2 separate regions of the Homo sapiens genome follow, and region 1 is linked to region 2. The links are chromatin contacts, found by Hi-C in ENCODE. All regions are on one chromosome and are shown on one strand. The core of a region is the stretch at or near the end of the contact, and the rest is flanking DNA. Distances in the headings are between cores, read along the strand shown.

The links. A loop is a pair of places that touch in the nucleus more often than their neighbours do. Pooled maps may share reads with other maps.
Region 1: a map of CD8-positive, alpha-beta T cell shows a loop between it and region 2 (2.4-fold over the local background). The contact joins the promoter of WBP1L here to the promoter of GBF1 in region 2. A Hi-C loop is called at or near these places in 4 of 168 maps with a recorded cell type or tissue (CD8-positive, alpha-beta T cell, Caco-2 and naive thymus-derived CD4-positive, alpha-beta T cell), 1 of 37 single-sample maps with no recorded cell type and 10 of 50 pooled maps.

What each region holds. Positions count from the first base shown.
Region 1 is chr10:102,740,998-102,747,273 of GRCh38, reverse strand. It overlaps WBP1L (WW domain binding protein 1 like), which reads right to left and starts at 3,326. Exons shown (of 4, transcript NM_001083913.2): 1 at 3,131-3,326. The coding sequence starts at 3,220. It overlaps SFXN2 (sideroflexin 2), which reads right to left. Exons shown (of 12, transcript NM_178858.6): 12 at 3,782-6,276. RefSeq lists enhancers at 2,460-2,689, 3,630-3,679 and a silencer at 3,190-3,349.
Region 2 is chr10:102,244,116-102,250,260 of GRCh38, reverse strand. GBF1 (golgi brefeldin A resistant guanine nucleotide exchange factor 1) reads right to left here and starts at 4,729. Exons shown (of 40, transcript NM_001377137.1): 1 at 4,480-4,729. RefSeq lists enhancers at 4,272-4,721, 4,922-4,981.

The sequences.
Region 1 (6,276 bases), core at 2,077-4,576, 500 kb before region 2:
ATTCTTCTGCCTCAGCCTCCCGAGTAGCTGAGACTACAGGTGTGCCACCATGCCTGGCTAATTTTTGTATTTTTAGTAGAGACAGGGTTTCACCATGTTGGCCAGAATGGTCTTGATCTCCTGACCTTGTGATCTGCCTGCCTTGGCCTCCCAAAGTGCTGGGATTACAGGGGTGAGCCACCATGCCCAGCCTTTTTCATTCTTTATAGATTTAAGGATTCACGTCTGTGAGTTGTAATGTCATAACCTGTAGGAGAGTTAAGTCTAAGTTCCTAACCACAGAATGAACTAGCTGATGAACTTTCCAGGGCCTGCCTGCATAAACAAGAAATGGCTGTTTCAGTGCAGAGCTGGTAACAGGGAAAGCAAGTTGCCTAGTATCATTTATTTCTGATGGTAAATGTGTATGTAAAAAAAAGATTGTGCATGTAAAAAAAAGATTGTATTGTAAGTAGATCAATTTTGTGGGAGAAATGCAATAAGGTACCAATACCATTATTCGATACAGAATGAGTATAGTAAGTCCTCCTGAATTCAAAGTTAGCTGGACTTCATTGTTGAATTAAGGACCATGGGTACTTAAAGTATGCCCTGTGCCAAAATGGCCTTGGGATTTTTTTTTCCTTACTGATTTGTACAAGCAACCCCTTCCCCCACCCCCCCCAAAAAAACCCAAAAAAATACACTGACTAAATTGCGGTGGATTCAGAGTTAATAATTATATAGTAACTTGCATTCCGAAGGTTAAAATTCAAAACAGAAATCTCACTATAGATATCTAGTACTCCCAGACAGAAAGAGACAGGAGTATAAGGTGGGGGATGGAATTGTATAGGGAGCGTCAGGAGTGAGGGTATGTGGGGGCTGGTTAGGAAGAGGGCCACTGCTCATTACGAAAACTTTCCCTTCTCTGCAGGAATTGTAACCGTGTAACAGCTGTTGGTCAGTGATAGCATTCATCCAAATGGAACAAAGTACAAAAGACACCTGTCCCCAAAATTAAGTATTAGAAGTGCCACAGATATAAGAAAGCAGCCTGTGGTTTGCAAACTGCAATTAGAATATAACATTAACAATCCCCTTCCACATGTTCACAACACCTCCCAGGCTCCACGACCTGGTAGGAACCTCCACTTTCCATCATCCCCGTTGCTGAAAAAGTGGATCTAGTTCCTATCTTTGACCAGCCCATCTCCAAAGGCTCTGACATTCCTAAACCAAACCTCTACCGATGTTATTTATTGGTTACTGGGGACAGCCTTTTCGAGATACTTACAGAAACAGACATGTGCAAAGGAAAAGTAAATTCTGTATTTACTATATTCTATATTTTGTTGTCAATACCTATACTTAACTTTACTGGTCCTGAGGGCTATAACATTTCTAGTAAACAAAAAAAATATATTTCTTCTGCCAGTTTATGATTTCCACTGGAAAAACAACCCCAACAAAGGCTAAAACAGAAGGGTCCCAACCCTCGAAAAGGGAATACACTGGGCTAGAAAATGAGCTACATTCCTTTCACATGGTATTTCTAGTATACACAAACATATCCTGAGGAAAAATTAGACACTTCAATGCATAAATAAATTGTGGTTTACAGATAACAGAATGTTACTTGGTCATGAACAGGAATGAAGTACTAGTACATGCTACGATGTGGATGGGCCTTATAAACATTACGCTAAGTGAAAGGAGCCAGGCACAAAGACCACATATTGTAGGATCCCGTTTATATAAAATATCCAGAATAGATAAATCCATAGAGACTGAAAGCAGACGGGTGGTTGCCAGGGGCTGGGGGAAAAGGGAGACAGAGAGTAACTGCTTAGTAGGGACGAGGTTTTCTATTGGGGTGATGAAAATGTTTTGGAACTAGATAGAGGTGGTAGTTGCACAACATTGTAAGTGTACTAAATGCCACTGAATTGTTCACTTTAAAATGGTTTTTGTCATGTGAATTTCAACTTATTTTTTAATCAGTATTTTAAAATAGAGGATAATGGGCAAAACAAGATGTATTTGTGAAAAGGCAGCCCTAAAACTCCTAGGGAAAAGATAAGTATTTTTGCTGGCACTCAGTTTCTGCTCTTGTTCACAACACAAGTTCAAGCGCTAAGTTGTATAAACTTTGCCACTACGCTATGCGTCTATGTGTGTATGCCTTTCTGAAAAAACGGGGAAAAGAACAGAAAGTGAAGAAAAAAGAATCATAAAGCTTTGCCACATGCAAGGAAGGAGGGGTGATTGCCCCCACTGCACCCCACCCAACTTGGCACCAGGAGTAACGCTCCCATTAGGGTTTTGAAATGCCAGCTGGAGCTGGAATCAGCACAAGCAAGCTTCTCTGCCTGGATAAAGAGCAAGCCACCCAGCAAGAAAAGCTAGGGTGCTCCATTTGCTGCCCATATTGGCATCAGAACCACCCTCTGGTCAAAAGCCCTGAGCTGGCTCAGATCAGCATCCGTGACTTGCTCTCCCAGGCCAGCCAGCCTAACAGCAAGAGCTTGTTACAGCTCAAGTGTGCTCCTCCTCCTGAGGGGTTCCACTCTGTTTCATCCCACCTGCCTTCTGAGAGTCCTCCCTCCAACCAAGTGCGCCATGGCTTACAGATTTTAAAATGGGGCCAAGTCTCTCCCAGGAACATAGTAATTTTTTTTAAACGTACTAAGATGCCCTCGGAACTTTCCCCAGTCCATCCTTAAAGAAATATCCTCAGGATCCCCTCCCTCACAGGCCAACTCAATAGCCTGTGTACCCCTACACACACAGACGTACATACTGCATTACTGCCTGGGACACCTGCTCCACAGAGGGACACGAATAAGGCCCACATCCTCAGCTTGGCACCGCTATCCAGCCACAGTCACCCCAGCCCACCTAACCAACCTGCCGTCTCAAACGCCCCTCACTCGCTTGGCATCATGCCTCTGCCACCTCCTTGACACCAAAACTGTCACAGGTGTCCCTCAGCTAAATACCGACGCCCCTTTAGATCCTGTCCACGCCAGGCATAGACGCCCCTCTCGGGACCCCTCAACTCTTGGCAACAACACTCCTTCAGACCCCTCCAGCCAGGCCTCGACGACCCCCAGGACCCAACATGGCCCAGACGCCCCCTCCCCCTTACCTGCGGGGGTTCAGCCCTGGCTGACAAGGGGCTGGGCAGCGCCTGGAGGAGCAGGAGCGCCATGCCACCCAGGAGCCTTCTCCTCTCCATCCCCCTCCTGCTCCTGCTCCTCCGCCACGGCGCCGCCACCTCCCTCCTCCTCCTCCCTCTCCTCCTCTACCCTCTTCTTCCTTCTTCCCTTCTTTTCCTGTTTGACGCTCCCCTCCCGCTTCCGGCTCTGCTCCACCCCGCCCCGCGCAAAACACCCTCCCAGACACGCGAGAGACTCTCCAGTTCCAGCGCTTCATTGGCCTTTGCCCTTTGTCCATTGATCAATGTAGCTGTCGATCAAATATAAGTCCCGCCTTCCCCTGAAGACGAAGCGATGCAGCCAATAAAAAGTAGGAGGAAGCCGGACCATCTTGAATGCTGCGAAGAAGTGTAAAATTCGTCCCAACCCGCAGAGAGTGGCGGAAGCAGCTTCATAAGGGGGCGGGGCCACCCAGGTGGATGGAAAAGTCTATTTCTGATGTAGCCATCTTGAGTGTGGCGGAAGTACTAGTTTTCCAGTTTTCCACATCAAAAAAAGAAAAAAGGTTTAATGTTTCTCAAGGGTGTTGGAAAATAAATTATTCCTGAAAGGTAACCAGGCGCTCCTGAAGAGGAAAACAATTGCAATGTAAAAATATTTTAATGTCTTTTGTCTTGAAGCACAGCACTATTACCAGGATGCCTCTCTTGGTCTCAACTGCCCAAATAGCAGCTTAGGTCCGTTTGAATTCCCTAGAAGATAGTACCTTTATCTGAGGCATAGTGCTTCGTCACCCCAAGTTCGACGGACAAAATTCTGGTTCTACTTCACAAATTGCTCTGAAATCCATCATCCATTGCTTCAATCCATGTTCTTCTAGCTAAATACAAATGGCTTCCCTGCTGCCCTGCAAGTTGACAATTCTTCCTCTCAAATTTCCGCCACACACTACAACCATACCACATTAAACCAAATATTACTATATCATGGCCTCTTCTTTTAAATACTTCATCTACCTACAGAATAGAGAGTCCAAACTTCCCAACACGGTCCTCTCTGTGACTTCGTCCCTGTCTACTTCTCTTTATCTCACCTCTCACCACTACATTTTCCCACACATTCCACTCACACTGACCATTGAAGAGATGCCCAGTAACTTCATTTACATATTACAGATACAGTTCCCTGCTTACAAACTCCTAGCCCCATCTCCTTGCTGCTTCTTCTGGATTCTTGTAACACTTATATCTGCGTGCCTGGTTTGCAGTTTTTTGTACAGCATACCAGGTCTTTCTTCTTCTTCTTTTAAAGCCTATAATATCCTGTACAAGGCTCAACCAGAGCTTGATCAATGTTGGTAAAATAGCCAGGTGTGGTGGCTCATGCTTATAATCCTAGCCCTTTGGGAGGCTGAGGCAGGTAGATCCCTTGAGCTCAGGAGTTTGAAACCAGCCTGGGCAACATGGAGAGAACCCTGTCTCTACAAAAATAAAAAAACTAAATTAGCCAAATTAGCCAAGCATGGTGGTGCACACTTGTAGTCCCAGCTACTTGGGAGGCTGAGGTGGGACAATCACCAGAGCTAGGGAGATTGAAGCTGCAATGAGCCTTGATTGTGCCACTGTACTCCAGCCTGGGCAACAGAGTGAGACCCTGTCTCAAAAAAAAAAAAAGGCCAGGTGCGGTGGCTCCTGCCTGTAATCCCAGCACTTTGGGAGGCCGAGGTGGGCGGATCACATGGTCAGGAGTTCGAGCCTGGCCAACATTGTGAAACCCAATCTCTACTAAAAATACAAAAAATTAGCCAGGCGTGGTGGTGCATGCCTGTAGTCCCAGCTACTCAGGAGGCTAAAGCAGAAGAATCGCTTGAACCTGGGAGGCAGAGGTTGCAGTGAGCCAAGACTGTGCCACTGCACTCCACCCTAGGTGACAGAGTGAGACTCTGTCTCAAAAAAAAAAGAAAAAAAAAAGTTGGTAAAATAAATGGACAAAGGAAGACCCATGGCAAATAACACAGTTGACTTTAGCAGTCAATTTCCTCTCAAAAACCTGTCAAAGTGTTTTACAGCCTGGCCCAGTCTAGCCCACATCTGAGCCCAGAGGAAGTTGTTCTTGGCTTAAGTGTTGGAAAAATGGGAAACAGGTAAGAGTTAAGTCAGTCTTCCCTCAGCTTAAGAAAGTCCATAGTTCTGCCTTTATCTTGATCCTGCTTTTCCAAGTACTATAAAAAGTGACACGTATTTTTGCCAATCTCTCGTTTCTTAGAAATTTATCCATTCCACAAGTCAAGCTCCTTAGAGGAGAAGTAAAAATTGAGTACTAGGGAAGGACCAAATTATTTTCATGGCACAAGGTCTCTAATTCCTGGCCTCAAAAAGTTGTAAGTCTTCCACATAAAGGCTAGGTTTCATCATCACTAAGAAACCCCAGGTGGGATGTAGTGGCTCACGCCTGTAATCCCAACACTTTGGGAGGCCAAGGCATGAGGATTGCTTGAGGTCAGGGGTTCAAGACCAACCTGGGAAACATAGTGAGGCCCTCTGTCTACAAAAAATTTAAAAATTAGCTGGGCATGGTGGCATGTACCTGTAGTCAGGAAACCTTTAGGATTCTGGTTCTAGCCAGGATTGAGGAAAAGACCTTGGATCAAAAGGAAGCTTCTATACCTCTTCTTCTTCCCTTCCTCCTCCTCTCCCGAGCAATGGAACCTTTTACCCATGCTATTCTAGCCGAACTCAGGAAAAAGAAGCTACTCGGGAGGCTAAGGCAGGAGGATCACTTGAGTCCAGGAGGCTGAGGAAGCAATGAGTCATGATCATACCATTGCACTCCAGCCTGGGCAAGAAAGTGATACCCTCTTTCTCTCAATAAATAAGAAACCCCAATTCAGTTTGGCAAACACAGGGGATTTTGCCCCAACTTCCCTTTCTCCTTTTACCTGAAAGCTCAAGCTGAGCTATTGGATAGGACAGTCTGGATTAGCACTTCCCACACCAAGGCCTTTTAGTAACCTTAACTGCCTCTTATTCAACATCCCACAGCAGCCAACTCAAAGAAGAGAGATGTTACAAAATGAGACTGAGATGCAGTTTGAGTGACCACTTTTTAGAATGTCCCTGAACATTATAGCCACCAC
Region 2 (6,145 bases), core at 3,480-5,979:
TCTCACACCACTGCATTCCAGCTTGGGTGGCAGAGAGAGACTCTGTCTCAAAAAAAAATTATTCTTATCCAACTAGCAAATAAATTCTCCAAAGGCAAAAGCGCAATTTTGTTTTTCTTTTTCATGATGCCTTTGTGTCTAATACAGAGCTGGGCAAACCAAGAAAAACTGATGGACTTTCTGAAAAGGTAGATGGTAGTAGGGAGCTAAAGGACCAGCAATAGGCCCTTCTAAGGTTTATGTTCACTCAATACCTTTAAAAGCCAGAGAAGGCTGGGCGCATTGGCTCACACCTATAATCCCAGCACTTTGGGAGGCCGAGGTGGGCGGATCACGAAGTCAAGAGTTCAAGACCAGCCTGGCCAATATGGTGAAACCACATCTCTATTAAAAATACAAAAATTAGCTGGGTGTGGTGGCGTGCACCTGTAGTCCCAGCTACTTGGGAGGCTAAGGCAGGAGAATTGCTTGAACCCAGGAGGCGGAGGTTGCAGTGAGCCAAGATCACACCACTGCACTCCAGCCTGGGCAACAGAGCAAGACTCCATCAGAGAAAAAAAAAAAAAAAGCCAGAGAAACACTAAAGATGCAGAGCTTTTAACATTTCCAGAGCTGGCCTAGGAACACATCATAGTTCTGTGCTTTATTGAGAATAACCAAAGTTACTAAACTAGGAAACAACTTACTGAGCTCAAGAAATTTACTTAAAGGGTGGAAGTAAAAGAAGGTTAAACTGGGAAAAAAGCTGGTGCCCTGACAATGCATCACTGGAAAATCCTCCCAGACCTGATAATCGGGTGACCAGGGTACCTCAGCTCTAGCATGCCATCTCCTCCCCCTGTGGAGATTCTGAGAGTATCTCAAAAACCGTTTACAAGGTAAGCTACTAATATGTCCAAAGCTGTCCCTTCTGCCAGCTTGGAGATGAAAAATAAAACAAACCTTCTCTATCTCACTCCATCTTTTAGCCACTCAGGGCACCCAAGGTACAAAGGTGACAGCTGGCAGAGTAGGACAAAGAAAAAAAGTCTATGTGATTATGTATAGAGAACTGCAGTGATTAAGTCTCATAAGGCCTGCCCATTTTGTTTATTGAGGGTCATCATCCAGTAACCATTGGGCAGAATCCAGTCCACAGACATATTTTCTTTGGCCTGAAAAAGGCTTAAAAATACTTTTAACTAGTTTCCAACAATTAGAAAACACAATGATCTAAATTTCCAGTTTCTCCTGAAAAATAGAAAGAGTGGTCATTCTGTGCCTGCACTCTAAAACAGTAACAATCTGCTGAAAAAGGAGCAGTTGGCTCTTCTAAATAAAGGAATGGGTTGAGCATGGTGGTTCATTCCTAAAATCCCAGCACTTTGGGAGGCAAAAGTGGGAGGACTGCTTGAGTCTAGGAGTTCGAAACCAGCCTGAGCAATACAGTGAGACCTTGTCTCTACAAAATATTAAAAAATTAGCTGGGCATGATGGCGCACATCTGTGTTCCCCGCTACTTGGGAGGCTGAGGTAGGAAGATCACTTGAGCCCAGAGGTCAAGGCTGCAGTGAGCTGTGATCGTTCCTCTGCACTCCAGCCGGGGTGACAGAGCAAGACCCTGTCTCAATAAAAAGAAATTAAAATTAAAGACAAAAAAAAAATAAAGGCATGGGTTGTCCAGTACACAACAGTCCCCACTAATCCTAATACATTCCCATGGGACTCAATTAACTCATTTACATTACCTGCCTGGCATTTAGGCACATGAGCTCGTAACCCCTGGTTTATATGATTGGCAAACCATTACTTTGCCATCATACTTCCATGATCATTTACACTACTATTGCATCTATCGTAATTTCCACTACTACTAGAACAAATAATCACTTCTATGATCACTTCTATTATTATTGGGGTTCCAAATCAGCACACTGCTTTATTATATTTTCATTTAGTTAAACAACTGCAGTTGAACATACTGAAATATTAAAAAAAAAAAAGAGTAACAGCTAAACAGCAGCTCATTATATTTACATAGCTCTTCTAGCCTGAGGATAAAATGTCAACAAAAACATACACCCTTAAATTCAATCCCACCATTAACCCAACAACAGAATCATTCTAATCAGTCACACAGAGCCACAGGGATATAGTGTGTGATCAATCAATGAGAAGTGTCATACAAAGATTAGGGTGATCCTTGCAGTGAGTACTCTATAAATAGAGTCTCCTCAAAAGCAAGAGCTGTGTCTTCTTCCTCTTTAGCTGCCCACAGCAGCCAGTCTAAGTACCCTATCAATGAGGTTATTATGTGAAAGTGGCAGTCATCCTGACTTCTGGAAAAGAGGGAAATAAAATAGTAGTGTAACTTTGAGAACTCTGAGCTGAAACTGGGATTGGTGCCCAGCTACTGAGGAGATATGTCTATAGCCTGAGTTCCCACTGTGCCAATGAGCATCACTGTCAAGACTGGAACATACTGTCTACAAACACCATTAAAAAGAAGCTCAAATACAAGCTTGGGACTTGTATTTGAAGGATGAATTTTCTGATTTGTGGGTAGGAGTGGGAATTATTCCTATCTAGAAAATTATTCCTATCTAGAAATGACATTTAGGATTAAAAAAAAGAAAGAGAGAGAAAGAGAAAACGTTTTGATGCCTCTATAGTCACCCTTAGGCTCAACTGAGGATGACTGGATCCTGGATTGATCACACTGCCTACCCAGAGACTAGATTGCCTGTTATGCAAAGCATATCAACTCAACAGGGCAATGGCCCAAGTGAGCAAGGCAGGATCATCAAACCTGGGTACCTCCTGAGGTATGTCATTTCATTTGCTGCGTTCAACTACTTTCTTGGGGGCGGGGAGAGGGGAGGAATTCTACAACTTAGATCAGCAAGTTAAAATGCAAATAGTTTCCTGTACCATTTCCATCTAAATCAACACAGGTGAAGCATAAATAATGCCATCCCCCTTCTCCCAACACACACAAAAATTTCAATTTCATAAGGACGAAGGTAGGAAGGGAAAAGGGAAATTATGAAATTTCAATTTCATAAGGACAAAGGTAGGAAAAATTGAGTTAGTCATTCCAAGATCCTAAATAGTTTTCTCTTCTGACACTATGAGGTTTTGATCCTCCTTGTTACTACCTCATCATGCAAAAGTGCAAAGTGTTCCTGACTGCCAGGGCCAAAAGCAGGCCACAAGTCCTGATCACATACTGAAACTAATCCCAGATAGAGATAACGTTTATTGAGTGCCCACTACATACCAAAAGGTATTAGGTTGATCCTGCTCTTAACCTACTACATGCTCTAGCTAGGCCACTGCACATACATGCTACTACTTTTAAGAAGTGCATTAACTGAGCAGTCCCAAAGCAGACCTTTCCATTTGTATCCTCCACAGGGCCTAGAGTGCCTTTTATACCTGAATTAATGCACAAGTTTCCACATTGTGCATTAAAAAACACCATCTACACTATTCCTTATTTCTAAAAGCATTCGTTACCCTTGGTGGACTTTTATAGCTTTACAACACAGCAGTTTATCAAAGGTCATCACAGTGCCATAAACTACTCTCTAGGGTTATGTTCCATCATTCACTCTGGGGCTCTGACCCTACAATTGGCTGAAAATCTCTCATGACTCTTTTTGCCCACTAAACATAATAGGCCGACAATACCAAACTTTGCCAGTATTCAAATATCTCTCTCTGCTGTCAGTCAAATATGTCATAATAGAGTGGTTTCCTTATGATTAAGCCTCATCTCCTTAGTGAAGATCTGAGAGAAAAATGTCAACAAAAACATACACTACAAAAGAATGCCTGTGAAAGATTGTATAAAGGAACAAACAGGCCCAGAAGATAAGTATAGTGTTTACATACAGACCCAGACTGGCAGCTGAGCTGTCCTGTAAGAGGGAAGCCTTCTCATAGCCCAGTTCCCTGCGCTGCTATAACCTCAAGCCTTCCACACGTCCCTCTGCTGACAACCTGATTCTAGGGTGCACTAGTTCATCATTATTAATGAAGCAGTTCCTTTGTATTAGTGAGGCAATCACAAAGAAGTAGACGCTGTACAGAATCTAGAGAGACTTTCACATCTAAAGTCTGAAAACCCATAAAAGTAGACACAATGCTCCTTAGGTTTGCTTTCAGCTTTTGAGTACTGGGCTCTTCAGGATGCAGAAAGCGCTGGAAAGGAGAAGCTAAATACTAGGTCAAGCCTGGGAAAACAGAAGATTTGGGCACCTGCAAAGGATCAGTAATGAGAGCAGAAATCGCCCCTCCTGCGGCAGAGGCATGACCTTTGCCCCTGCATACCTCCCTGTTCCCTCCCACAACAACCCTTCCCTCGTCTTATTCCTGTCCGCTGCGTCCTTAGCCCACCTTGGCTCGCCCAATTTAAGGGCCCTTCCCACTAATTCCCTATTGCGATGTCAGGGCGGCCTTCACGACACCGGAACTCTAGGAAGAGACTTCGCTGACCTGTCAGCGGATCCAAAATGGCGGGGCCTAGTCCCAGGACCGGCAGCCGCTGCTCATGTCCAGCCCGCACCCCGGAGGCGTCTCCGAGCAGCTCTCCCGGCTCTGGTAGCAGATGGGAGAAGAGAAGGAGCCTGTTTCCTGGAAATTGAGGCCGAAGTCAGGGTGGGACTGCACAGTCCGCCAGGATGAGTCGTCCGGGACGGGCAGTAGAGCCGGGTACCTTCCCTGTCAGCTCACTGACGTGGTAACTAGCCTCAGTCTAGCCCGCTGCCTGGTAACTGCGCGAGCCCTGCCGCGCGCAGCCAATCATAGCTTTGCACCGTGAAAAGTAGCATTCCGACTATCCAATCGAATAAAGGAAATTGGCTTCAGGAGGCGGGTAGTGCCTAAAGAAGCGCGATTACAAGGGAAAGAAAGGGTATGTTAGGGGACAACCAACGGATACGAGTACTCTCTGAGTGACAGTTTAAAAAACCAATAAAAAATGAGGAACTGGGCTGGGCGGCTAGAGAGGTGGAGTTAGGTAGAGTTCGGTTGCAGTGCGCGGTTTGGCAGTGGCTGCTGGGCATTATGGGGAAAAAGGCTACAATTGGCTGGAAAGGGGCGGGGTCCGCTTTGAGAACTTGAGCGGGCATCCCTACTCCCCTGTCCACGTATTATCAAAGTTACCTGGGCCAAGACCATGCCCCTTGAGGAATCACTCCTTTTCGAGGCAGCTCTGGGCTCCCTTCATTCTAAAAACAAGTCCAGCGATCTATTCCACACCCTGCTCTCCTCGCCCTCTTGTCCACCTTCCCTGTCGTGGCTTCTCACAGTTATGTCTGTCACGTCCCAACTCTGTTTCAGCGTCCTCTGCCCCACTCCCATCATCCAGAAATAGAGAAAATGGGACGTAGCAGAAGCCCTGGATATCTAATTTAAGTCTCTTCATTTTACATTATAGGAAACAGCCCCAGGGTGGAAGGCTGGGCCCATGTTCACATAATTAGTAAATAGCAGAGCAGAGAGACGAACCCCTGGGTCTCCTCACCCCCAGGCCAACTCTTTTCATCGCCTTTTGTCACCTCTTATGCCTTAGTATATCGGGCTTTGACTCCCGGTCTGCCTTTCATACCAAGCCTTTGACGGGCCTTATCCACCAGGCTAAATACGCAGCTTAGCCCACCTCATCAGTGATAGGAAACAGAAGTCTTTCTTGTTTGCCTTAGAAACGCTAAGGGGCCTGAGGGTTGGATGCCCACCTGTTTTCACTGTCTTGCCCCCAGCTGCCTCCTCCCCTTGCAAGAGATGATAGAGGTTACTAAGCTATTTAGAATTACCTGTATTACCTGGAAGTGAGAATGCGTGAGAAGAGGACAAGAGGATGGGTTTTCTCCTAGGAGACTGAATCATGAAATTCCCAGCCTATTTGGGACACTAGAGCCCCAGTGTCCCTGCAGACCTGGAGAAGCTGCTGGGAGGCAGTGAAAAAAAAATACCTAATTCTTTCCATACATCCTCCCAATTATGGACGACCCAAGTCCAGGGAAGCTCTATAACTAACCACATAGGAAAGTAGTCTCAAAACCAGACATCCAAAGACCATCCGTGTGCTACGATGCGCTATTTTTTTGTTTTGTTTTGTTTTTTTGTCTTTTGTTTGTTTGTTTGTTTTGAGAGAGTCTTG